Regions from separate parts of the Homo sapiens genome. Here all the other regions are linked to region 1. Evidence: chromatin loops called from intact Hi-C (ENCODE). Cell type or tissue: A673. All regions are shown on one strand.

Region 1 (8,000 bases):
GCTAGTGCCTAATAATCCCCAGTGGTAGTGCTTCCGGTCGGCAGGATCATCTCTGGGGAGAGGAGTGCCACTCTTCTTGTTGGAAGGACCCATTTGGAAACTGAGTATGGAGGACCCCCCGACAGGACAGTGGTCCAGAGAGCCAGGCCCCTAGAGCAGACTCTGAGGCCATCCCTGACCTGGACTTGGAGATGTTCAGGAAGCCTTTCCAGCAGACCAGAGGCTTTCCCTGATGGCAGCCTTCAGGGCCTCACTCCTCTCGACCGCCGCAGCCCAACATCGGCAGCTCTCTCTGGTGCTGCTTGCTTCTTGTTGTCTTTGTAACACTCATCCTCATGGACTGTGGCTTCCTCAGTTGCAAAATCATTGTTTTAACTTTTTTGGAAACCCTTAAAATAACTTGCACATAGTACAGGCTTTTCCATCATACACCTACCTCCATGAGTAATGAATGAATGAATGACAGCCACAGAGGCCGGGTATTGGCCGGCCACACTGAGCCGGCTCTCTAGGACACCTCACTCTCCGAGAAAACGAGGACGTCCTTGAGCCTAAGACAATCAATTTCTCTTTGCCAAATCCTAACCTCACTCCCTCTGGCATCCAAAGCCCTGCTTTGGGGCCAGCTGGGAATCTACGAGCCCTGGTCCCACCCGTGGACTTACCTGGCTGCCTGACTGCCTGGCTGCTGTGGGGAAGATCTCCAAGGGAAGTCCCAGCTCAAACTGGAGAGGAAAAGAGGGAGGCCTCCAACACCAGGGCATTTCACACTGCATTCTCGTACGTACCCCACATTACATCCCAGTGGTGCTCCCGGAACACAGATGGGGCCCCACAGTTCCACACTTTCTGCCTCTGGCTGGAATGCCCACTCCTCCCCTATTTAAATATACGTATTGTCAAAAATAGAGCTCCCCTTCCTCCCTGAAGCCCTGTCTCATCTTGTGCAATGGAAATAATCTCTCCCTTCTCTAAGCCCGATTATGCTTCAGATATTTCCTTTGTTCATTCATTCATTCAATCACCCTGCCTCACACCAGGAGATGCCTGGTCTCTTCTGGTAATGGTGAAAAGAAGAGTGCCACCCTACGGGGTGGCGGCGGCTGCACCGTCCATTCTTCAGTGTGCATTGAGCATTCGCTGTCTGCTAGGCACTGTTCTGGGCCCGGTGGTGACCTAGTTGGGGCTGGACGGGTCCTTTCCAGGAGGTCACCAATCCGTGCTATCTGTGTCCTCAATCAGAATCCTGCACTTAAAAGGGCCTTTCCCTGGTTTACTGCTCTAATGTCACCATCACATTCGTAACATTCATGAAATTCGTAACAATTTTTGAACAAGAGGGCCTGCATTTTCATTTTGTGAAATACTATAGCAGTCCTGGCTTTTATTTTGAAGGACTTGAATTCAGGGTGGGGGATGGGAGGGAGATGAAAATAAACAAGTAAACGAATGAACAAGACATTTCAGATGTCTCTGTGTGATGGGATGGAGAGTTGAAGGAGGGCTACTTCACATGGGGAAATTAAGGCAGGCTGGTGTGAGGAGGACTTCTGAGCGGAGTTGCATGTGATGGGAAGACACAAACATAACAAGCATGAGATAAACCAGTTAACCCCATGAATGAAATGAGCCGATTAACCCCATGGGTTGCTTCAGTGACGGCTCAACCTTTTATTCTGTTCTGGATGCTTGGACTGGTGGGTGCCTTCCTTCTCCCACCCTAGAGGGAAATTTTTGGGACGTACAGGCCCCTGTGGCCTTCTCCCGTAGCCAGAGACAGGCAGACCATTAATGCCACCAGGAACAAGGAGGAACACCCTGGTGTGTGCACTCTGGAACCCTCCAGAAGTCCCTGGAACCCTCTGGAACAGAAACCTCACCTTCCTCCTCCTCCCCTGGCAGCCTCAGCCCCTAGGCCCCCTGGGCCTTCTCGGTTCCTCTGTCCACCTGACTTTGCCCAGGAATCTATCTTCCATAGGAGATGCGGGGTCCTACAGACAGCCTTGAGAAACTCATGCCCAGGAGGTGCTCTGTCTCTGGGCCTAAGGTTTAGGGAAATGGTGCAGACCAGCCAGTGCTTGTGAATTTCCTCTTCTCCTTGGGTCTCTAGCCCCTGGCCCCGCTGTGGTGTCTCAGAGCACCCTGATGGGTTTGCATCACAGCCTTTCGCAGCAGCCTTCCTTGGCCAGGTAAGTTAAGTATGAATTCTTTTACACAGGACTCATGATTCCTTTAGGTCTCTGTGGAGAACGGGAGTGAGGGGACCAGGGCCAGAGCTCTGCCCTCCCACAATGGCCTCTCCCTGTCCTGTTCAGGAACCTCTCCTGCCATTTGAGCCTCAGGCCAGCTGTCTCGTGGAGAAGACAGAGAACCAAACCACCCATTATCCCACCTGGCCAGGAGGACTTGAGATGACAGATTAGTGCAGCACCAAGCACAGTGGCTGGCACAAGAGACCCTTGTCACCTCCTCCAGGCTGTCTTCCTTCAATAACAGGCTCCGTTGTCATGCTTGGGTACTGCCACAGCAGTCACTGATTCTCTACTGTGGCATGCTCCTGATGAAATTCAACAGTTGGGACAAATGGGCTAGAAAGAAACCTCTCTGAGGGCAGAGGCCTTAGGTGCCACAATGCTTACCTGGACCTGATACCCAGCAGGTGTGCAGGGAAAGGTATGCAGAAGAGAAGGAAGGGGATGGCATGGCATGCACAGCGGCAGCACACAGGCTGTGTGTGGGCAGTGCCCAGGAAGGAGGTGCGTCAATACAACAAGGGTTGACACCAAGTGCAGTGCAGTTGAAAGCCACAATGTAATTATCCACCCAGGAAAAGAGGGTCCCCTCCCATGGGACTGCCATCCATGTGAAGAGAAGGAAAATAAACTCATTCAAGGTCAATTTAAAGGTTAAATGGAGGTCAACCGGGGGGAACTGAGACCATCCCTGTCAATGGGAGCAGTCTTGGCCACTTACTTAGGACTTTAACCTTTGGCTTTAACATTCATCTGAAAAAAAAAAAAAAAGTGAAGCAGATAAGTGGGTATTAGTAGACATACCATTTTAGCCATCTTAGAAAATAAAAAATAAGAGTGATCGTGGATCCAGTGGCAGTTACTTTAGAAAGATAGTAATGTGTAATTCCCAGTTTCTCAGACTGTAACTTCTGCACTTACCACTAATTTCTCCACTGCTCCAATTGCAGTGTATACATTTAGTTTACAATTTATCATCACCGTTTGTGTATATTACGCCAGCAGCATAATCCATCCTCATGAAGCTAATGCTCAGCATTAGGAAAATGGACTCCGTATGGAGCCTGCCAGACTCTGGCCTCAACACAGACCGAGTTGCAGGTTCCTGGGCCCCCACTCCCCCCACCCCAGAGTATATGTGGCGTTATGTTTTGTGCACTCTCTCCAAATGGCACGGTCTGATTTCTGCAAGTTGCTGGTGTCCATTGTCTGTGGATGTAAAAATCAATGACCTACATACGATTTTGATTTTGCACTGGGAATTGAGAGAGAGAGAGAAAGAAACATTGAGAGAGAGAGAGAGAGAGAGAGAAATGAGATGAGACGCAAACGGAAAATAATGAAACAGTCATGTTAAGAAATATATTAGCATGTTGGACTCAAAAAATATATTTCCAAGAGGATATCCTTTTTTTTTCTTCCAACAGGAACATATTTAATTTCATGGTCATTTGATTAAAACAGTTAATTGTATTAATGTGTTATTGAGCTGAAAGTGCTGGTCATTCCGGGATGGACGCTCACTCGGGCGCAGAGAACAAAACCTCGTAATTCCAGGGCTCTTTGGGAGCTGGTGGAACTAGGACCTGCTATTGAAACCTCTCAGTGGATATTCAATCCTTGTTTTTATTTTCTTAAAAGAGAGAGAGAGAAAAAAAAGCCTCAAACTGCTGATTTCTGCAGAAAAATCTGCAAATGAACTGTTCTATTAGCACAAACATACCAAAGTCTTTAGAACCCCTCTCTTCAAAAGCATAATTAGGTATTTATTTCAGACATACTAACATCTTTGCAGTAGCTAATAAGATGCAGCCCATTTGAATATTAATATAATAAATGATTAAATTAAACAGCAAGATTCAGACTCAGAAATAGCCTTTATAGGTCCCAGGGGGTCACTAAAACTGTTTCCATTTCTTCCTACAGTTAACATAGTGCAAGGGACAGGAATGCATAGAGCAATATTTGTCTTATGAAATGCGGAGTTTTATATGGTGCTATTCAGTTTTATTACTCCACAGTTTGAATCTGGGGCCCAGAGTGAAGTCACCATGCTGTGGTCTGACAGCCCCTCTTCCTGTCTCACTGCTTGCTGGCATTCCAGAGACGCTCCACTGCTTGGCAAAGAGTCCTCTCTGATAGTCTCCATACCAATAGGTACTCATGGAGCTGGGCACAAGGTAAACTCACAATATGATTAAAGGAAACAAAGGCAAAACCCCAAAACCAACTGACGCTGCATACCAAACTGCCCAGGGTTTATTTTGTGTGTCTACGTGGGTGTGTTTCTCGATTCCACTGAGCTCAGTGTGTGTGTGTGTGTGTGTGTGTCGGGGGGTGGGTAGCGGGGCAGGCTGAAAGGCCACACCCAAAGCTGGGGTGTGGGCTGAAGCCAGATGCACCAGGATGTGGGCAGGCTCTTCATCTCTCAACTAGGAGGGACCCCCGCCCACCCACTTCACGCGCACAAAAAAGAATAGGCAAAGTCCACAATTATAATTGGCGATTATTCCAATAAAGGTATAAAGGTGTTTCCCTTTTTAAATTAGTTCATGAAAACTGCACAGTCTCCAAATCCCATGAACCTGAGATGTGTTAATAAACATCTGGCCATGGTTTTTGCTTAATTAGCATTCTCTAGTTTGGACGGAAGTCTGTTTATATAAAACAAAACACACACACACACACATACACAGATTCTGTTTTGTAAGCCACAGCCCCTCAGAAATCCAAAACGAGCCTCCCCTAATGATCGGAGAGAGATTTGGGTCTTTCCATACTCCTATTTGTCAACTGAGCAGCAGAAGAGAAAAGATACTTGGATCTGCATGTCTAATTTTATTATGCAAGTCTCAGATCCAATATCTAATAACTTGATATAGTCATGCTGTTTGAAAATATTCACATTTTTGGAATAGAAGATATTGAAGCTTGCAGGTCAGCTTGCATTAAATAGAAAACAACACAAACCAACCTCAAGCATGTCCACGGTCCACATTATTATTATCCACAGCCAAAAATCTCCCCGCCCTATCTCTCTAAGGAGCAGCGTCGGCAGGGAGGTAATGGATAAACCATAACCCGGCTTGCAAGGCTTTACTGTCTAAATTAGATAAAAGAAAAGTAGGAAGAAAACTCAAAGATAAGTGGTACAAAGTAAATCAAAACAAATCATCTTACCAAACTTTATTCACATCTGATACCATTTTTAGAAATTAAGGTCAGTTTTGTGGAACTAATAGGAAGTTATACCTATATATCTTGGACACCATGACAATGCCGGGGTGGAAGATTTATACACCATGGTTGCAGATGCAGAAGAAAGATATGAGAGATCAAATGGAAGTGCATGATAACAAATGAAAAATGGTCCCCACAGCCCATAAATTAATTGAGAAAAGAAGGTTGTCATTATTTGAACATGCTTTAAAATAAGGTATGGAGTCCAGATGGCTGAGGATAGATAGGCCCACAAAGTTTGAGTAATTGATGACTTAAAAATAAAACAAGATCTTAAAGAAATGAATCACGTTGGGCAAGTTAGAGGAGGAATATTATAAGAGAAAAGATGAGATTTAAAAAAAGCACACAAAGCAAAAATGAACCCCACATCTCTGGAACCATTAAAGCCCAATGAAAGCATAAAAGAAAAAGTGAGTTCAGGGGGATTCAAAAATGGGGGAGAGGGCAAGAAGGTGGGCAGGTCAGAGGCAAAACTCTAATATGGCTATGTTTCAGATGCTATTTCATTAACCTATTCAGCTTTGTTTTGGCTTTTCTGTTGCAAACATATGCCTTTTCCTTTTTTTTTTTTTAATGGTATCTAAATAGGGCTACCCTAAGGTGGGCCACCAAGGTTGCAAATAATAGTTTTCTGCTGCTGCCTCTTAAGCTAATCCCCCACTAGAAAATTCAAAAACAATTTGCCTCTGGGATACCTCTGTTGCAGGGTGTGGGGTAGCTGGCAGCTTGAGAATTTTCTTGGGGAGTTGGGGTTTGCCAAAAGCGCAAACTCAATTGATTTTCCACAGCCAGAGTAGACCAGAACCTTCCCCAAGGAGAGGATATCATCACCTAGATAAGCCCATCTCCTTTCCTGCCCCCTGCCAATGGGAAGAAGGCGCTTGTCTTCAGTACCTTCTCCTGGAAATGGTATTTCTGCTGTATCCAGATGCAAAATGAGTTCTAAAGGAACAGCAAATGCTCCCTCCCTCCTTCCTTCCCTTTTTCCTTTCTTCCTTTCTTCTTTCCTTTCTCCCTCCTTCCCTTCCTTCTTTGCCCCTTCCCTCTCTTCTTCCTTCCTTCATCTCTTCCTCCCTCTCTCCTTTTTCCTTCTTCTCTTTCTCCCTCCTTCCTTCCTCCCTCCTTTCTCCACTCCGTCCTTCCTTTCCCACTTCTTCCTCACTCTCTCCTTCCTTCCTCCCTCCCTTCTTCCCTTCCTTCCTGCCTTCCCTCTTTTTTTCCTGGCTTTTTTTCTGTTTCTTTCTTTTTCTTCTTCTTTTTTCCCCAGAATCTCTTCTTTTTTCTTTTTTGACACTTCTTTCTCCATCTTTCTAATCACTACTTGTGCCACCATCTGTAATTTCCCCCATATCCCTGAAATACAGGAAATGGAAGCAGCGGTGCAGCGTATTCCATATTTATGACTTCTCAGTACATTAGAGCATCCACTGGCGCTGGAGAGCCCCCGTCTGAGTGCAGCTCGGTGGAAATGCTCTCTGTGCAGCCAAAAGAGGCCGGCTGGGGCAGGGGAAGCCTCGGAAGTATGCTAATCATGCCTCTCAAAGGCTTCCCATGAGGGCTCTACTTGGTCCTTGTTTTGAAAATGTATTTTTCCCTCTGCTTCTCTCCTTTACACGCATATATATTTTTGCCCTCAAAGCCAGATATTTGCTGTTCACACTAAGAGAGTATTATGAATATTCTGAATGCAAAGATAGCTCTGGGATAGGACATCAGGCACGGAGGTCGGCATGGGTGTACACAGCCCCTTTATTTACCCAGTGAGGAGGCAGGCTGCATTATCACAATGCTCTCCTCCACATCATACCCCGATCCCTCACATTAAACTCCTTGGCAACTGATTACTGATGACAAAAAATATATATACAGCTGTACAATTCCACTGGCTGCTAGGAATGTACAACCACAGACTACCTTTCCATGCTAAGGAACATGCAAGTGTGTGATGCATGTGTGTGCACATGTGTGCACATGAATTTGTGTGAGTGTGAATGTGCATGCATGTGTGTGCATATGTGTTTGTGTGAGTGTGAGTGTGTGTGTGTTGGAGCAAAATACTTGCTATTGTGGCAGTATAAAGGCAAAGTTTAAAAAGTGTCTCATCACAGTTCACTCTCGTGTTATTAAGGTGCATTAATCTCCAAAGTGAGACACACACAGGATAAACCAAAATATGACCCTAAGTGCTGAAGGCAAGCCAACGGACTTGGAAATAATCTGAAGACAGAAATATATAGGCAGCAAACATTTCAAGAGAAGGAGACTTGCCAGGAGGATTGATTTGAATACTCTGCCTGGAGATTTATTTTGCCTTATTGTCACAAAAGGCAATGCCCTGCCCCCAGCCACCCGCCCCCCGCTTCAGGCAGTGAAGGAGATGGCATAAAAACCTCTTTGACCGCGTGGCGATGGCTATGTCTTAGTAGAGGCTAAAAATGGATGAGAAGTATCGGAGAAATGAACTTCTGCGGTTTTCAAAAAACGGTTCAGAATAGATGAGCCAAC
Region 2 (8,000 bases), 78 kb after region 1:
ACCTCTTTCCTTTGGTGTTCACAAGGTAACGTCCCATAAATAAATAGAGTGACGAGCTTTTAGACCCTCCCTGAGCCACCCAAAGCCAGAAGGAAACTGGGTGGGCCCCTTCTCCATCATGCTACCACACGGGGTACCCACTCCAGGATGTTTATGCACCCGGTGTCAGAATATAAAAATGTTTAGCCCTTTCCGTGTGGAATTAAGAGGTATGAATTTGTAAGTGACTCTGTTTAATCAAAACCTCCATTGAAACACCATTTAGCCCAAACCCTATCAGTGAATTTCAAAATACAGATTTTGCTGGTAAAATAGCCCCGTGTTGCCGTTTCCTCGTCAAATATGTATTTAGCCCCCCGAGAATCCTTTTTACTAAGCCGGCAGCTCCAGCATGCACAATGGTTTAATCGTATATTGTTCTCTGAGTACCAACCCTTTACAAATCATATGACATAAAAAGAAAAATAAGTAACATTGTAAAGACAGTAATGAGAACTGTTGAGCTAAAGTGCCTCTTAAAGAAATCCTAATAAATTCCAGAATTTCTAGTCTTCTGGCAAGCTTTCCATTTAGAACAAAATCAATGATCAATGGCTGCAACGAGCCAGCATTAGGCTTGCATGCCTCTGGAGCAGGGAAAACTCATAGACGAAAGATGACATTTAAGGAAAAAAAGCTGACATTGAGTCCATCACTGTCATCGCTTCTGCCATAAAGCAGCTTCAAATATTAAAACATTTTTCATCTGTGCTGCATTATTGGCACCAGAAATTGTTTTCTCTCTGTCTGGTGCGCACTTGAACTGCAGCAGCGCTCCCCGGAGACTCCGGATTGTTACTAAGGCCTCATAACATATTGGCAGTTGACGTGGTGGTGTTCATGTACACTTGCCACTCACACGGAGCCTCCCCTCCCCCGGCCTGCACGCCAAGCCGGCTGCAAGGGGACCTGGGCTCTGTGGCTCAAATGCGGGGGACAGCGGGTAGGCACATGCATGCTCTGTGATTTCTTTTTTGCAGTCTGCCTTTCCCTGGCCACGACCCCATCCTTGCCCCTGTCTGATGTCCAAGCTGCCCCTGCTGAGACAGACCTGGCCTCTTCTGGACAGCTCCAGTCACATAAGGACTCCATAGCTTGTGTGGGCTCAGAGCACTTTGGCTGCAGAGAGGAAAGTCTTTACCACTGGGCAGGTAGAAGCTGCTTTTCCTTTTGTACTCCTGGACCTAGCACTCTGCTTTATGGGCACTGTGGCCCCTGGGCTCTGTTTTATGATTCAGAGAAATAAGGATGTCTCAGCTTCTGTTCCTGTCCTTACAGGACTCACTAGTTCGTGATGAAGATGGTGACACGCCCACCTGGAGAGATGTACACGGTTTCCTTGGAGGAAGCCCACGGCCTGGAGTGAATCACTCAAGCAGAGTGTTCGCTGGGTGACTGGTGTCCCATGAGGGCACCAGGCGGATCACATTGAATATAAAAGATGCTCCTTGGGGGCCCTCTTAGCTCTTGCCACATGGAACCCTGAGAAGGGCAGGGCACCTTGGGCTGGAAGGAAGATGCTGTCAGGGCGTGCACTTGTAGAAGAGGAGAGGCGCCACCAGGCAATTCCTGGGATTGCATGGTTTGCTGAGAGAATTGGGGCCGGGGACCTCGGGAGCCGTCACGCTTGTGTGGTCCTAGACATTCTCAATCACTCCCACCCTCGCCCTAAAACTTAGTCGGGATGCCCTTTTCTCTCTACGTGGGGACCCTGCTCTAGGGAAGAAGCTGTAGGGGGCTGGTGTGGCCGGGCTGTTTCTGCCTGTCTGCATCTTACATTTTACTTCTGGCAGGCACTTTTCCCAGGGACTGGAACTTCAGCCTCACTCCCTAAATTCTCAATTCTCCCAGAATCCCCAGCAACCAACCAAGGGGAGCTCCAGGGGCTGAGGGTCAGTGAGGCACAAATGGCAGGTGGATGGCAGGATTCCTGGGTGTCCCAACCCACACCGCACCCATGTGGCCCTTGGGTCTCAGCACCTGCATACCCTGGCCAGCGTGGGGCCAGTGTGGGACCAGCATGGGGCCAGTGGGAACACAGCAGCAGGCCCAGTGCTTACTCCAACCTCAGGACTGGGCCTGGGGAGTGGCAGGTTGGACTCCTCCAGGAGGCACAGCACCTAGAACCCATGGTGCTTTCAGGGCATTGAATAAAAAATGTTTTCATCCAATTAAAACAGGAAGAGGCCAGGCCCAAAGGCCTGTAATCTCAGCATTCTGAGAGGCCAAGACAGGAGGATTGCTTGAGGCCAGGAGCTCAAGATCAGCCTGGGCAATATAGGGAGACCTCATCTTTACCAATAAATAAATAAATAAATAAAATGGGAAGAAAAAAATAAATTTTTAGAATCAAAGATGTGGTTTGTCATTACATCCATGTGGTTGTAAAATACAAGTTTGAGTTTTTGTTTTTCGGAGGAGGAAGAGGCTCACAAAGACTAAAGTGCTTAGGGCCTTGTAAGAGGGGGCACATGGCCAGGGCTCAGTGGTTGGGGTAGGGGTCTCTGGAGCCTGGAGGTGGCCTCAGAGCTAAGGGACAGGTGCCCCCATGAAACACCCCAAGCTTAATTTGACTCCAGGCCACTGTGGCTTCTGAACTGATGCCTGGGCTCTCGGCATAGAAAGGGGGACTATGAGAGGGAGATCTGGGGTCCCTGTCCCTCCTCTGGTCACTCATTTCACTCAGTGGGTGGGTGGGGGTTTAAGGGAAGGAGGAAGTTCTATTCTGCAGACCCTCCAAGTACTGTGCACACATCTCCTGGATGCTGGGTCACCCAGCCCTGAATTCTGGGGAGCTGCTGTCCAGTAAAGAGATATAAGCAGTCCATAAAAGACTGCAGTCCAGGGGGAAATGAAATGGATACATCAGAGGGACTGGGGTGAACCTGCTGGAGGCTGGAGTGATGGGGTGATCTGCAAGGAGGGGCCAGAGCAACTTATGAACCCAGGCATCCCCGACTGCCACGCCTGTCCTCCTTCCCAACACAGGAAGTCTTTGTGAGTTCGTCTGCTTGAGCCTTTGCTCTGGCCTCTCCCCCTTGGTCAGATGGCCCCTCGAAGGCCTCCGCCCTCTCAAAGAGCCCTTCCTCTAAGCCCATCTCAATGCCCCCCACTTAAAGAGTGCCCCATTATCTCTAGCAGGGTCACTGGGATTGGTTCTACCACCAATACACTGGCAATCATTTTCTGATCTCTTAAATAGAACACACAGTCCCCAGTCCCAAGTGGCTGGTATACAGTGGGTGCTTAATACACAACAGCAATCTTGAGGAAGCTTTTAGAAATTAGCAGATGTAGACCTTCATACTGAGCTACTTTCTAACAACTTCTTAAGGATTATTTTTTATTTATTATTCTTAGAGACAGGGTCTCACTCTATTGCCCAGATGAGTGCAGTGGTGCAATCGTGGCTCACTTCAGCCTTGACCTCCTGAGCTCAAGCCATCCTTCTGCCTCAGCCTTGTGAGGAGCTAGAACTATGGCTATGTGCCACCACGCCCAGCTAATTTTGTTTGTTTGTGTAGAGGTGGGTGTCTCTTTTATGTTGCCCAGGTTGGTCTTGAACTCCTGGCCTCAAGCAATCTTCCCTCCCCGATCTCCCAAAGTGCTAGGATTACAGGCACAAGCCATGGTGCCTGGCTGGAGCTACGTTTTAAGTCACTTTGCAGGGACCCTCTCTGCCCTGCCTGCTCTTGGAAGAGTGAGCAAGGGGCTTCTCCCCACCCCCAGGGCCACCTTACATTTTATTTATTGAGAGCACTTTTCCCTGGGACCAAAACTTCAGCATCACTCCCTAAACTCCTGACTGTCCCAGAATCCCCATCCAGCACCCTAGGAGCAATCCAGGAGCTCAGAATTCACTGTTATCCCGGTAGAGTGTGCATCTTTGCCTGTCAAGGTACGCCCCAACTCCAAGGTCTGCCACGCACCCCCACCCCCAGAGCAGAGCCACAGCCGGCAGGGTGGGAGGTGCAGGGAGGAGGAGCTCCTTTTCCATCTACTTCGGCCAACACACAGGGTTCAGGCAGGCCTGTGGACAAGGCGGAGGAACTCCCAGGCAGCCAGGCTGGCTTCGGCGTGTGGAGGCGGGAGGGGCACAGCCAGGTGCGAGGGAAGGCTGGCATCTGGCGCCCACTGCCTGCCCACCCGCCCGCCCGCCCGCCCAAGTAGGTCTGGGCTTCCCTGCCTTTAATAACCATCCCCACCGCAGAGGAACGGAAGCTAGAAACACACCGGCTTTGGCATTTCAGGCGAGTCGAGGGTGGATTATCAGGGCATTTAGAAGAAGGGGAAGGGAAGAAAAAGAGCGCTGGAGACCGGGAGACCACACAGGGAGACAGTGCACAGAGCTGCCGCAGCCATCTGCCGCGACTTCATATGCCGCCCCGGAAACTGACAGACACTGCTTCAGCAAGGCCCAGCCCGTCAGATGAGTCAATCAATCAAAAAAATTCTTATGAAACTTAATCATAGAGGGTCATGTTAGGGAGTGGGGAACAGATTAAATTACCACAGTATTAGATACGGGAAATGATTTCTGTCAAAACCATCTTTACTGCAATTATAATATGTTAATTATGTATTTCATTAAGTAAGTGGATTAGAGTCTGCACAGATGAAATCATGTGGAGGCTTTGAATCATTCGCCGAGCACGGTGGGAGGACTTCTGTGAATGGATCTCGTTTAATTTGGAAAACTTTTGCATGCAAAATGTGATTTTTTTCCCCTTCTTTTGTGACCCTGGCCCTCAGCCTCAGTGGAGAAAACGCCCGGGTTGCTGAGAGGAGAATCTGCTGACTGCCTCCTCCATGCTCTGAAGTCAGCCCGTGAGGCCCGTGTGCTGGGAGCCAGTCCCGGGCTCTTTCTGTCTTGCTTCTTTCAGCTTGCAGTGGGCAAAGCGATGCTGATGGCCTGCAAGGGGGATGGGCACCTCTGGGTGCCTGCTCATCTTCTAGCACAATTAGGCAAAGTCTTCATGAGGTTCAAAACCAAAGGACAACCAGTGCATCAAGAAGACAGCCAGGGTACCATATCCTGGTGCATCCACGTGTCTTCTGGCCACATCGCATGACATGCATCTGCCCTTTTCATTTGGCCTTTGGGGATACCCTGCCCACTGGGAAGACAGCTTTAAGAAGCTCAGTGGAGTCCCTTGCAAGGGAGATGGCTGCCCCACTACGGGCAGGATGGCCCACAGCGCACGGGGCAGACACAATCAGATTTTTTGCAGCACATATTTCAGGCCAGCTCTTCAATCCTCTCTGCCATTGGGCCCTGCTGTTTGGTAAAAGGGCTATTTAGCCACCTGGTTTCCAGGTATCTTTTTTTGTAGTTCTGAAGCAAGGAATGGGCGTTGGGCACACCTGTACCACCGAAGTCCCCTTGGGCCACCATGGTGTGGTCTGTCCCTCCATAGATGGACCCTAGTATCTTGTCCCTGCTCATCCTCAGAATCTAAGCTGGACATCAGGAGCCTGCCCATCTCAGCTTCAGTTCAAGGCAACAGAGGCCACCAAGGAGAAGACCTTCCATATCTCTGCAACTCTTCTATTCTTCTTGGCTTCTGAAGATCTTCTGGGATGTAAGGGGCAGTTGAGTCATAAACGAAATAAGAGTTAATAGTTATTCTTCAGAAAGAGGAGGTATCCAGTGCACATACATTTCCTGGGTCCCTAAGTATTCCATTATCAGTAATAACCACAGGGAAGTTTTGACGAAGAGGAGAAAAGAGAGGAGGCAGGCGGACAGGGCCTGCTTGGAGTGCATGGCAGTGTAAGTGACGGGAAAAGGTTGGCTGATTTGATGAAAACCCCATCAGCCTCTCTAGGGAGATATTACTTTCCTCATTATTCCACTGATTGGCCTTATTTCATCTGAAGAATGCTGTACATTCTTTACAGGCCTGGCAAGCTTCTTTAACAATATCCAGAAAAAAAAATCTATCACCTCCTTAATAGAAACAACAAAGAAATTAACATGAGCCATCTTCTTCCAGGGATCAGTAGAGAGACCTGGCCTGATCCCCTTTCTTCTGACCTAGCCACCCAGTCTTCAACCCCCAAAATTATCAAAGAAATTGTTTAAACGTTGTACACATAGGATGGTTGAGGGAGGAGCTTCTTCTACTATATGACAGCAGCTGAGGATGTTTCATAAATTCCATAAGGAGAACAAAGGCTCAAGTCTGGATCCCAGCATCCCCCTTTGCACAGAAACAAAATCTCGATGTGATTGGATGGTTCAGGAAGAACTCAGTTTTCAGGGAGAGTCTGTCTCGATGCAAGAGAATCAGTTTCGTCCCTGATGAAACATAGGGCTTCTCTTCCTAGCACAACAACAGAGAGGGAAGAACAAAAATACACTCGTGAAATTCAGGCTGAGACTGGCGTTATCAATGGCCTGGAGCTTGCAATAACTATTAATTAAGTGCATTTTTTCATTATTCTTTAGCAAAGAGGTAAGATTTAATGATGTAAGCTAACAATGGATGATAATTTAAAGTGGTGACAATAGTTTAATTATTCACACACACACAAAAGTTAACTCCATAACTTATTTCTTTGTGAGAACAAGTTCATTTAAAATATTTTGAACTGTGCATACAATTATCACTTAAACTCTTTCCTTCATGGCTTTGTAGAGACAAAGAGTCAATTCTCCCTGTAAATTTCTCACTAGACAGTTCTACAGATGAAGAATTCTGCTTAAAAAAAAAAGAAAAAGAAAAGAAAAAAAATCGCACCATTGGGTTTTGCCTAGAATGTCCTAGGTCTCAGGAATGGGATGGATGGTTCCATATTACTGTGTCTTTCCATTCCAATAAGCAGGAACCAAACTCATGCAATAACATGTGTATATGTGAGCGTGTGTGTGTGTGTGTGTGTGTGTGCATGTTTATGTGGAAGGTGCTTCTGTTTTTTGTCAGCCCATCCCAGAAAGCTCGTTTTTCCTTTTCGCTGACTATTCAGAGTTGGAGATGCTATATGTGGAAGGGGTGAGGTGGGAGGATTGCCGCTTCAGGGGTGATTAGAAAAGAAAGGAAGAAGAATAAATAAATACTGTAAGTGGAAGACATCCTCTTGAGTTCACAGCCTTTTCATGGCTTTGAGACAATATAATTGTAACATGACTGAGTATTCAAGCAGCTGGACCTCACCAAGGATGTTCAGGAGTGCCAGAGCTCTAGGGCCCTGGGAAGAGCCAGTGTCATTGCAGGGAGCTAGAGTTCCTGATTAGGGATGGAGTAGAACCTTCACGATTATCCTGTCATGGAAAAATGCAGAATTTAACCATGTCCAGTGCCCAGTCCATTCCTGATCCTAACTTCCTCTGTGCTTCCTTGCTGTGAAACACCTCCACTGTTAACAGCAGCTCCAGGGACCTTACAGAACCCAATGGAGAGGCATCTGAGGCACCATCACCAGACCCATGCCTTGAATGGAAGCAACTCAAAGTCCCAATGGACCCAAAGTCATGAAGCCATGATTAGGACCACACAGTGCAAGTATTCAGATGGATATTTTATAATATCAAATATATAAATGGATTTGTCAAGCCAACAAATACTTGAATATTGTTAAGCATTTGAATAATCCAATATAACAACTTCATTTAGGCTGTCTTTTAGATGACTCATTTCTCAGTGTAATTATCTCACTGGATGGTTTCATGGATCAGGAACTCTGGTTAGAATCATACTAATCCTGCCATTGGAGTTCAGCTGTTTACTACGGTTGGGTGTTGCATAAAGTTGATGATACCGTGTGACATAAGATACTGATGTATAAAGGCCAGTTTTCTACCATGATTACTGTTCGTCAAAAAGATGTTTAGGAAAAAATATAACATGGCACTCAGGATTCCTACTAAAAAATGTACATTCTAGACTATAAGTCTTCTAAACTCTGGTGAAACATTCTACAAAAGAGAAAGACTATGTGTAAAATTAATTCCCTCTCCT
Region 3 (8,000 bases), 150 kb after region 1:
TGGTAATGATGGCAGTGAGAAGTTTGCTTCAAGCAAACTTGAAGCAAACTTGTTCAGTGACTTGGCTTCTCTCTCTGTTGTGATTTTACCCTCTTCTAGAGCAGTTCTGGCCAGTAGAATATTCTATGGTGATGGAAATGTTCTATATTTCCTTGTCCAATACAATAGCCACTAAAGATGTATGGCTATGAAGCACTTGAAATGTGGCCTGTGCAATGGCAGAACTGAATTTTTAATTTTATTTAATTTTTTAAAGAAGAAAAACATTGAAGAACCTTTATTATCTCATTTCAGGACTTACTTTATGGTATTTAAATTAGGGAAAGTAATTAAGACAGTTCTATTAGCTTATGAATCAATGGAACAAACAGAATAGAGTCCAGAAGTGAATATATATGTGTATAGATATATATATGTATATATATAAAAAATATATATGTATATTCAAAATGTATACTGAATATATCTGGAATGTGTATAAGTATATAATTGAATATATATGGAATTTGATTACATTAAAATATATATATTCAATTGATCTTTGGAAAGATCAATTGATCAATTGATTATTTGATCAATTTAATCAATAGTCTTCAACTGATCTCTTGGAAAAAGATCAATTAAAGACGATTTCTCCCACTACCCATTTACCTTGTCAAGGCCAAGGTGGATGGATGGTGGAGAAAATCCTTTTCAACAAACAGTGGTAGAACAACTGGATATCTGTATGAAATAAAAATGGAGAGATAGATTTAAGAGGAACTATAACTATGCCACATTGGTGTATGTTATTTTTGTCAAACTGATTACTGAAGTGAGAAGCATCGGCTGCAACTTTAAGAGGAAGGAACAGGGGCCTGGAAACATTAAATAAAAACACAATAATCACATAGCAAGGAAATGCCAAAGGCAAGATTGAAATCCAGTTATCTGTCATCCAAAAGTTGCCCCATGATGGTATGGGAGACTTGCAGGAGAAAGGTAAAGAGATGAATAAGTGAAGGGCGACAGGTTGTAAGTTAGACAGCAACTGAGGTCTCTCACTGCCCCTTGTCTCTCTATATATGTATTTTGGGTCTCATCTAACTTCAATTTCACATTTTATTTTTATTTCATTGGGTTGGGGAAGGGAAGAAATCAAGAGTACTTGGGACTGTGATAGTTCTTTGTCTCTCATTTTTATTTCATTTAAATTAATTCAAATTTAAATAGCAACATATGATTAGTGGCTATTAGTAGCTAGAGCCTTGGCGCCCTTTCTATTCAGCTGGCAGGTAAGGAAGGATGATCACAGGGTAGGTTTTTAAAGGGCCAGTCTGAGAAGTGGTGCACTTCACTTCCTTTTCCTTTCCTCTGGCTAACACCGAGTCACATGACCACACCTCACTGCAAAGGAGGCTGGGAAATGTAGTCTAGCTGTGTGCTCAGAAAGATGAAGGAACAGATTTTGGTGAGCACATAGCAATATTTATGACTCCAGGATTGAAATTTCAATGAAGACTGAAATGTGCACCACTTCCTTTTGAAGCAGCTACAGAAAGCAACAGGCAAATCCACCAAAAGTAGTTACATAAGAACAGCATAGATGCCAAACTAGTTAAAATGCCTAATTACAAATGTTTATTATCACCAGCAGTAACAAGACTAAGATCAGAGATGTGTATGCTCAACTATGTATATTCACCCAACATCTGTCACATGCCTACTTGGTATCAGATACTATGCCAGACACAGGGGATGCCATGATGGACAAGATATTATCTGCAAAATATAATTTTAATTTAACATGGCAGGTGTAGCATTAGAGGTAAGGGTAAAGTGCAATGAAAACTCAAGAAAAGGATGCTGAATTCTTTTGGTGGTGGATAGAAAGCCAATTTGGGCCAGGGTTTCCAATAGATATGTGCATGTGTATGAGTGCAGTGATACACATACCTTGAAAGACACTTTTTTGAGACACAGGAGTGTCAAGGAATAGGTGGTGGGGTGTCTTCAAATCAAAGTCAACAGAAAACACATGTCATAACTCCAACATGGATGTGCAGTTCTCCTTATGTCAAATTGGTGGCTGACCTAAATCCACTCCCGGCCTCAGCCATGTGCCCGAGGTCATCAGATACACTCCACATTCCTTCCACAGCATCACCACGATATCATCTGAAGGTTAGCTGGGCACATTGAATAGAAACCACTGTCTCTCCTCCAACCTCCCTTGGAGTTCCTTCTTCACCTCCCCTCTCCTGTAATGCTTTCTCTTCTTCCATGTTTGGTGGTAAGTTATTTACATGTCTACTCCCTAACACAAAATGGTGGCCTGTCGCTGGGCTTCAGTGTCCATGAGTTTATTATCTTAGCATTAACACGGTATCTGGCCCACTAAATATGGTGCACTTCCTGGTGGCTTGGTGACTCATAATCCCTTCACCTTACTTTCAATAATAGCATCCTAATGTGCTTCTGAAAGGTGAAAGGTTTACCTCGCCCTCTGTCTTGGGTCTTGTAAGACTGCAAGCCAAGGTGTCAAGAATGGGACCTTTGCAACCAGCCTCTCTTCAGCCCCAGGACTTTGAATCTGGAGTACAGTGACATGAGGTCAGGAAGTGGTTGGAGCTCATGGTCCCCTGACAGTGTACGTGGTTGAGTTTGCCTGGACCCCAGCTATACCTTGGTTGCAGTCTATTTTAAGCCAGGGTCTTTACCCTTCCCATCCATTCTTTGAGCCTCATAGAGATTTCCCATGAATTTTCTTCATCTATAGCTAGACTGTAAGAATTCCAATTTGTAGAATGTACATCTGTAAGTGCATATGGAACATGTTACTAATGAACGTCACAGAAGACTAAATGTAAAATCCCTCTTTATGGGCTAGTAGAATCTGTTTTACACAGAAGCAAAATGAAACACATCCAGTATATATTGGAGTCCACAATGGGAATGGGGTCAGTCAAACGCATGTGACCAGATGTTATTTTCAATATGCTTGAAGATATTTTCACTTGACTCTTGAGATGAAAAGAGACAAGTAGGACTGAGACTTGGTACACACTTCACAACCTTCCTAGACTTGGAAAAACTTTCAAAGGCTCTAGAGTAAAGTCAAGGTTCCCATCTTCCTGTTCCCCAGTACTAATCAGAATGGATTCCTCCTTCCTTCAGGACCTCCTGTCCCTCTCCAGCTGCCATGCTCTCAGGAATATTTCACCCTTAAATGTTTCTCCCTCTGGACTGGAGCTTCAGCTTCAGTTTCTTTTCTGTATCTTCTACGGGGCTTAGCACAGGGACTTCCTTCATAGGAGGTACTCGGAAAATATTTGCTGAATTGAATGGAGTTAATTTGAATTATTGAATCCAGGTAAGTGGCCTTGGTAAGTCCATTAGCTTTGCCCTGGGAATCTCGTCTCTTGTCCTTCTCCATTTCTATTTTGCCATATAAACATGACAGAGAGTGATTCAGTAGTCTTCCCTATTCACTTCAGAGGGTTAGAAATGAGATGTGAAAATGACAGCAAGAAGACATGTCAATAATACCCATGTGGGGTCAGCGAGTCTCCCGCTGCCTGCCCAACCTTTGCAAGAAGAAAGCCATCAAGGCCACTTGAGTGGATCTCACACAATTCCCTTGACTCAAGATGACCATGAGGCTCAGGAGGTTGGCAGCTAGGATTTCTGTTGAGAGGGCATTAGAGATTCCATGTCCCTGTCACACTGATGGAAGCCCTGTTTCTCTTGGACATCTGAGCCTGTAGATTTTTCCTCTGCTCATCTCATGGAGCAGAATTTGTTTTTGGTGTACACTTAAAATATTAGGGTCAGCTAATAAAATAATAAGAATCAAAGGTTTACCAACTCATAAAATATTAAGTCTTTAAGGCTTATCTGACACTGTAGAGCCCTCTGTATTTGTGGGGCCTCATGTGTATACCTTCTCCCAGGTAGGTCTGTGAATGATGGACTCTAATTTTAGTTCTTATAACGTGTGTGTGTGTGTGTGTGTGTGTGTGTGTGTGTGTGACAGAGAGAGGGAGAACTAAATACATTATGTACATCTGAAAAGTCACCAAAGACAAGAAAAAAAAAGTAGGTATATATTTAGCTAAGTGTTCTGTGGATTTTTTTTCCTTTTGAAAAACTCCAGTACAAGTGTTCAAGCCAAGTAGAAGCCTTTCACTCCAGTTATTTATTTATTTTGCTCTCTCCTTTGGAAAGCGATGCACATGTATTATGAAAAGCAAATATTATACTCTTTATTGTCAAACAAAGTTTATAAGGTTCGTGTGTCAATGATGGGGCCAAGGACCTCACACAGAAAGTTTCCTGTCCTGGAAGAATTTTTCATGGAAGATAAAATATGGAAAGTGGGGGGAATGCTGACTGCCAGCAAATAGAATCCTCCCACTCCTAATGGCACCCGTGGGGTTGGATGAGCTCAGGCCTTGACTGTCCTAGCTGGAGCGGGGGTGGGGGTGATGGGGGTTCTTCCCTATAGACTAGCATGGGCCACTCAGTGAGGGGAAGGACCACAGTGGAAGTTGAAGGGTGTTTACTCAGAGGAGGCTACTTGCGTCCAACTCCTTGCAGCTCTAACATCCAGATGCACTCGGCAACCAGGCCTTTGGACACAGGAAGTAGAAGCAAGGTGATGAAAAATGAAAGGCATTCTTTGGCCTTGGAGCACACAGGCATGGAATCCGGTAGGAGTACAGTTACTATTTACAGGAAACTGGCACGGAGATATAACTTTTGCTAGACAGGTTGGTGCCATTGTGTTCTGGCACCATGAAAAGCATTAAATAAGGTTTACCATTTGTCTAAACCATGCTGTATGCACTCTACTTTCTGATATGTATTGCTTTCTCCAACTGGGAGTTTCACTAAAGTCCCTCCCTAGGGAGTAGAGAGCGGGAGTTATAGTCAACCATGGTTAATTTGTGCTTTGTGCTTTGTTTATCCAAACCATATGTCTAGATGGTTGTAATTCTGTGTCATTGGCTGTGTAATGCTCTCTGTGCTAAGATATCTGTAAATAGCAACAGCTCAATGCATAATCACGTTGGTATTCTGAAGGGGGAAAAGGAAGTTTCAAGTGACGTTTGCTGTGAAGACAACCACTCCAATGATGTCTCCATACATGTCTCCCAGGACATAATCTCTTAAGTATTAATCATGCAGACCTATGTGGATGGCACAGGACCTCACAGAAGCCAGACGTGGTGGGTCAATGCTACCTCCAATTCTAATACTCTAGCCTTAGGGCTTGAGGACACTCTAGATATTAAATCATATCATTGCTATTCAGCAGCCCCAGTAAGTAGTTTGTGTACCAAAGAGAAATCCTTTTATGTTGGTGCTAGAAAAAATTAAAAACAATAAAACAAGGGGAATCCACCAAAATTTTCTTTTATAATATTTTCATTTAAAAACTTTATTTGATTCACCAGCTTTCTATCAAGAAAAGACATTGTGCTCAAGAGCTGGAGGTGATAAAGTCCAATGTGAATTTCTTAAATGGCAAATTACCAGCCAGGATGAACACACAAAGGCTTCAGCTTTTATGTACGGCCTAGAAGCCCCAGGGCCCCTGTTCCCCCTGAGCACCCAAGAGCAGCTTCTGAACACTGCAATGTGCTGGCTGGAGGCCTCTGGAGAAGAGGAGGCCAGACCTGTGAATTATGGCAAATTCTACTGCACCCTGACTTCAGCAACCTCCTAAATCAGAAAAGGGGGCATTAAAAATGTTTTTCCTTCATGCAAATGCTGCCATTCATTTAGAAGTGAGGCCATGTTACTTCAGGTGCCCATAGAGCATGATCATTTGAGCATCCCGAATGGCATTATAGGAAGCCTGGCCCCAGAGTCAGCCTCAGACGGTGGAGATGTGACAATCTCTTTGAAGTCCCAGGGAATGAAAGGAGTGGTCTGCAAACAAGCCTAGGGGGATAAGCTGAATATATTTCCCCCAGCCTTGGCAGAGACGCTGCAATCCATAGCTGGCTCACATTGCCACACACATCTCAGCCTGTCACATTGCCCAACAGTCTTGGTGCATTTCGTTCACCAACCCTTTTACCACAGCAACATGTTCAACGCATCTTATGGCCTCAAACCCCAATCTTGGCATACAGCCTTGTCCTGCACTTTATGGAAAAATGAGAAGCCATCGTATAGGAACAGGAGCATCTCTTTCTTGCATGACAGAATCTATCGGCCCATCTGCACCTCCCCATCCTCCCCCACCTTCCTTCAGTTACAAAGGTGAAGTTCGCCCTTCTCCTTCCTGAGGGGCCTTTTCCCTCCTGCCTTCTGACAGTTTCCATCAACAGATATCTATTCCTTTGCTTACAGTTTCCACTAGTCTCCCAGTCTTAAAATTCATTTCCTTTGCTCTCACTCATTTTCCTCCTGCTGTTGCCTTATCTCCTTACCCTTCCCAATCTGGCTTAAAAGCGGTGTGTCAGCTGGGCACGGTGGCTCATGCCCGTAACCCCAGCACTTTGGGAAGCCAAGGTAGGTGGATTGCTTGAGGACAGGGGTTTGAGACCATCCTGGCTAACATGGTGAAACCCTGCCTTTACTAAAAATACAAAAATGAGCAGGGTGTGTTAATGGGCACCTGTAATCCCAGCTACTTGGGAAGCTGAGGCAGGAGAATCACTGGAATCGGGAGATGGAGGTTGCAGTGAGCCAACCTCATGCCACTGCACTTCACCCTGGGCAACAGAGCAAGACTCCATCTTAAAAAAAAAAAAAAAGCAATGTGTCCATATGATGCTGTCCCCAATTCCTCACCTCCTTTCAATCTTCAACCCACTCTTTCGACTCCTTCAATTCCACTTCTTCCCATACCATTTGATATGGTTTCTGTGTCCCCACCCAAATCTCATCTTGAATTGTAGCTCCTATAATTCCCACGTGTTGTGGGAGGGAACCAGTAGGAGATAACTGAATCATAAGGGTGGTTTCCCCCACACTGTTCTCATGGTAGTGAACAAGTCTCACAAGATCTGATTGTTTCATAAGGGGTTTCCTCTTTTGCTTGGTTCTCATTTTCTCTTTGCCTGCCACTATGTAAGGTGTGCCTTTTGCCTTTTGCCATGATTGTGAGGCCTCCCCAGCCACATGGAACTGTGAATCCATTAAACAACTTTTTGTTTGTAGATTACCCAGTCTCAGGTATGTCTTTATCAGCAGCGTGAAAATGGACTAATACACCATTCCATCAGAACTTCCCTGCTAACCGCTCTAAATCCTATATTCCATTCTTGCCTTCCATCTGAGCACCAACCACAAGTCAACATCTCTACTTGAACACCCTGTGTTCAAGACATAAGGTGACCATATGTCTTCATTTGCTCTGGGAAGTCTCTATTTACATGTGGTGTCCTGGCATAAGTAGTCACAGCACCCCTTTCAGACTCAAAAACATCTTAGACAATAAATTTTAAGGTCACATATATTAGCAGATATAGGCATCTGTGATTTGTCTGTCCAATCTGTTTATTTCCTTATTTTCATTTTTTGCTTTTAGAGAACTATCCCTTGCAGATACTTTTTCTTTTTTCTTTTTCTTCTCTTTCTTTCTTTCTTTCTTTTTTTTTTTTTTTTTTTGAGATGGAATTTCTCTTTGTCATCCAGGCTGGAGTGCAGTGGTGCCATCTCGGCTTACTGCAACCTCAGCCTTCCAGGTTCAAGCGATTCTTGTGCCTCAGCCTCTCAAGTAGCTGGGACTACAGGCCTGTGCCACCATGCCTGGATAACTTTTTGTATTTTTAGTAGATATGGGGTTTCACTATGTTGCCCAGGCTGGTCTCGAACCCCTGACCTCAAGCCACCCACCCGTCTCAGCCTCCCAGAGTGCTGGGATTACAGGAATGAGCCACCACGCCTAGCCCAAATACCTTTTCAAAATTGTCTGGTCATATGACAGATCTACCCAGAATCAGATTGGTATAAAGAGAGTTACTGAGTCAAAAGTGGGTCAAGACCATTCACACCCAACAAAT

The links. Peaks named below come from ENCODE experiments on the same cell type or tissue, not always from the same donor. Only the 100,000 strongest peaks of a DNase experiment are listed, where the experiment ranks them.
Region 2: a loop joins it to region 1, with 2.1 times the contacts of the local background. A loop is called at or near these places in 1 of 110 quality-filtered maps.
Region 3: it touches region 1 in a loop (3-fold over the local background); 1 of 110 quality-filtered maps calls a loop at or near these places.

The regions. Positions count from the first base shown.
Region 1 is chr19:31,067,078-31,075,077 of GRCh38, forward strand. No RefSeq gene overlaps it. Among named protein-coding and RNA genes, the nearest start is that of LINC01791, 96 kb to the right of the region's middle. In A673, no CTCF peak of the experiment used is centred here; DNase peaks (open chromatin) are centred at 4,224 and 6,934; H3K27ac peaks cover 4,552 bases.
Region 2 is chr19:31,145,380-31,153,379 of GRCh38, forward strand. It overlaps LOC105372358 (a long non-coding RNA gene), which reads left to right. Exons shown (of 4, transcript XR_935902.3): 3 at 1,020-1,190; 4 at 1,318-1,408. It also overlaps a transcript of TSHZ3 not described here. Among named protein-coding and RNA genes, the nearest start is that of LINC01791, 18 kb to the right of the region's middle. In A673, no CTCF peak of the experiment used is centred here; DNase peaks (open chromatin) are centred at 4,402 and 4,722; H3K27ac peaks cover 1,345 bases.
Region 3 is chr19:31,219,392-31,227,391 of GRCh38, forward strand. It overlaps a transcript of TSHZ3 not described here. Among named protein-coding and RNA genes, the nearest start is that of LINC01791, 56 kb to the left of the region's middle. In A673, no CTCF peak of the experiment used is centred here; DNase peaks (open chromatin) are centred at 1,390 and 4,960; H3K27ac peaks cover 1,543 bases.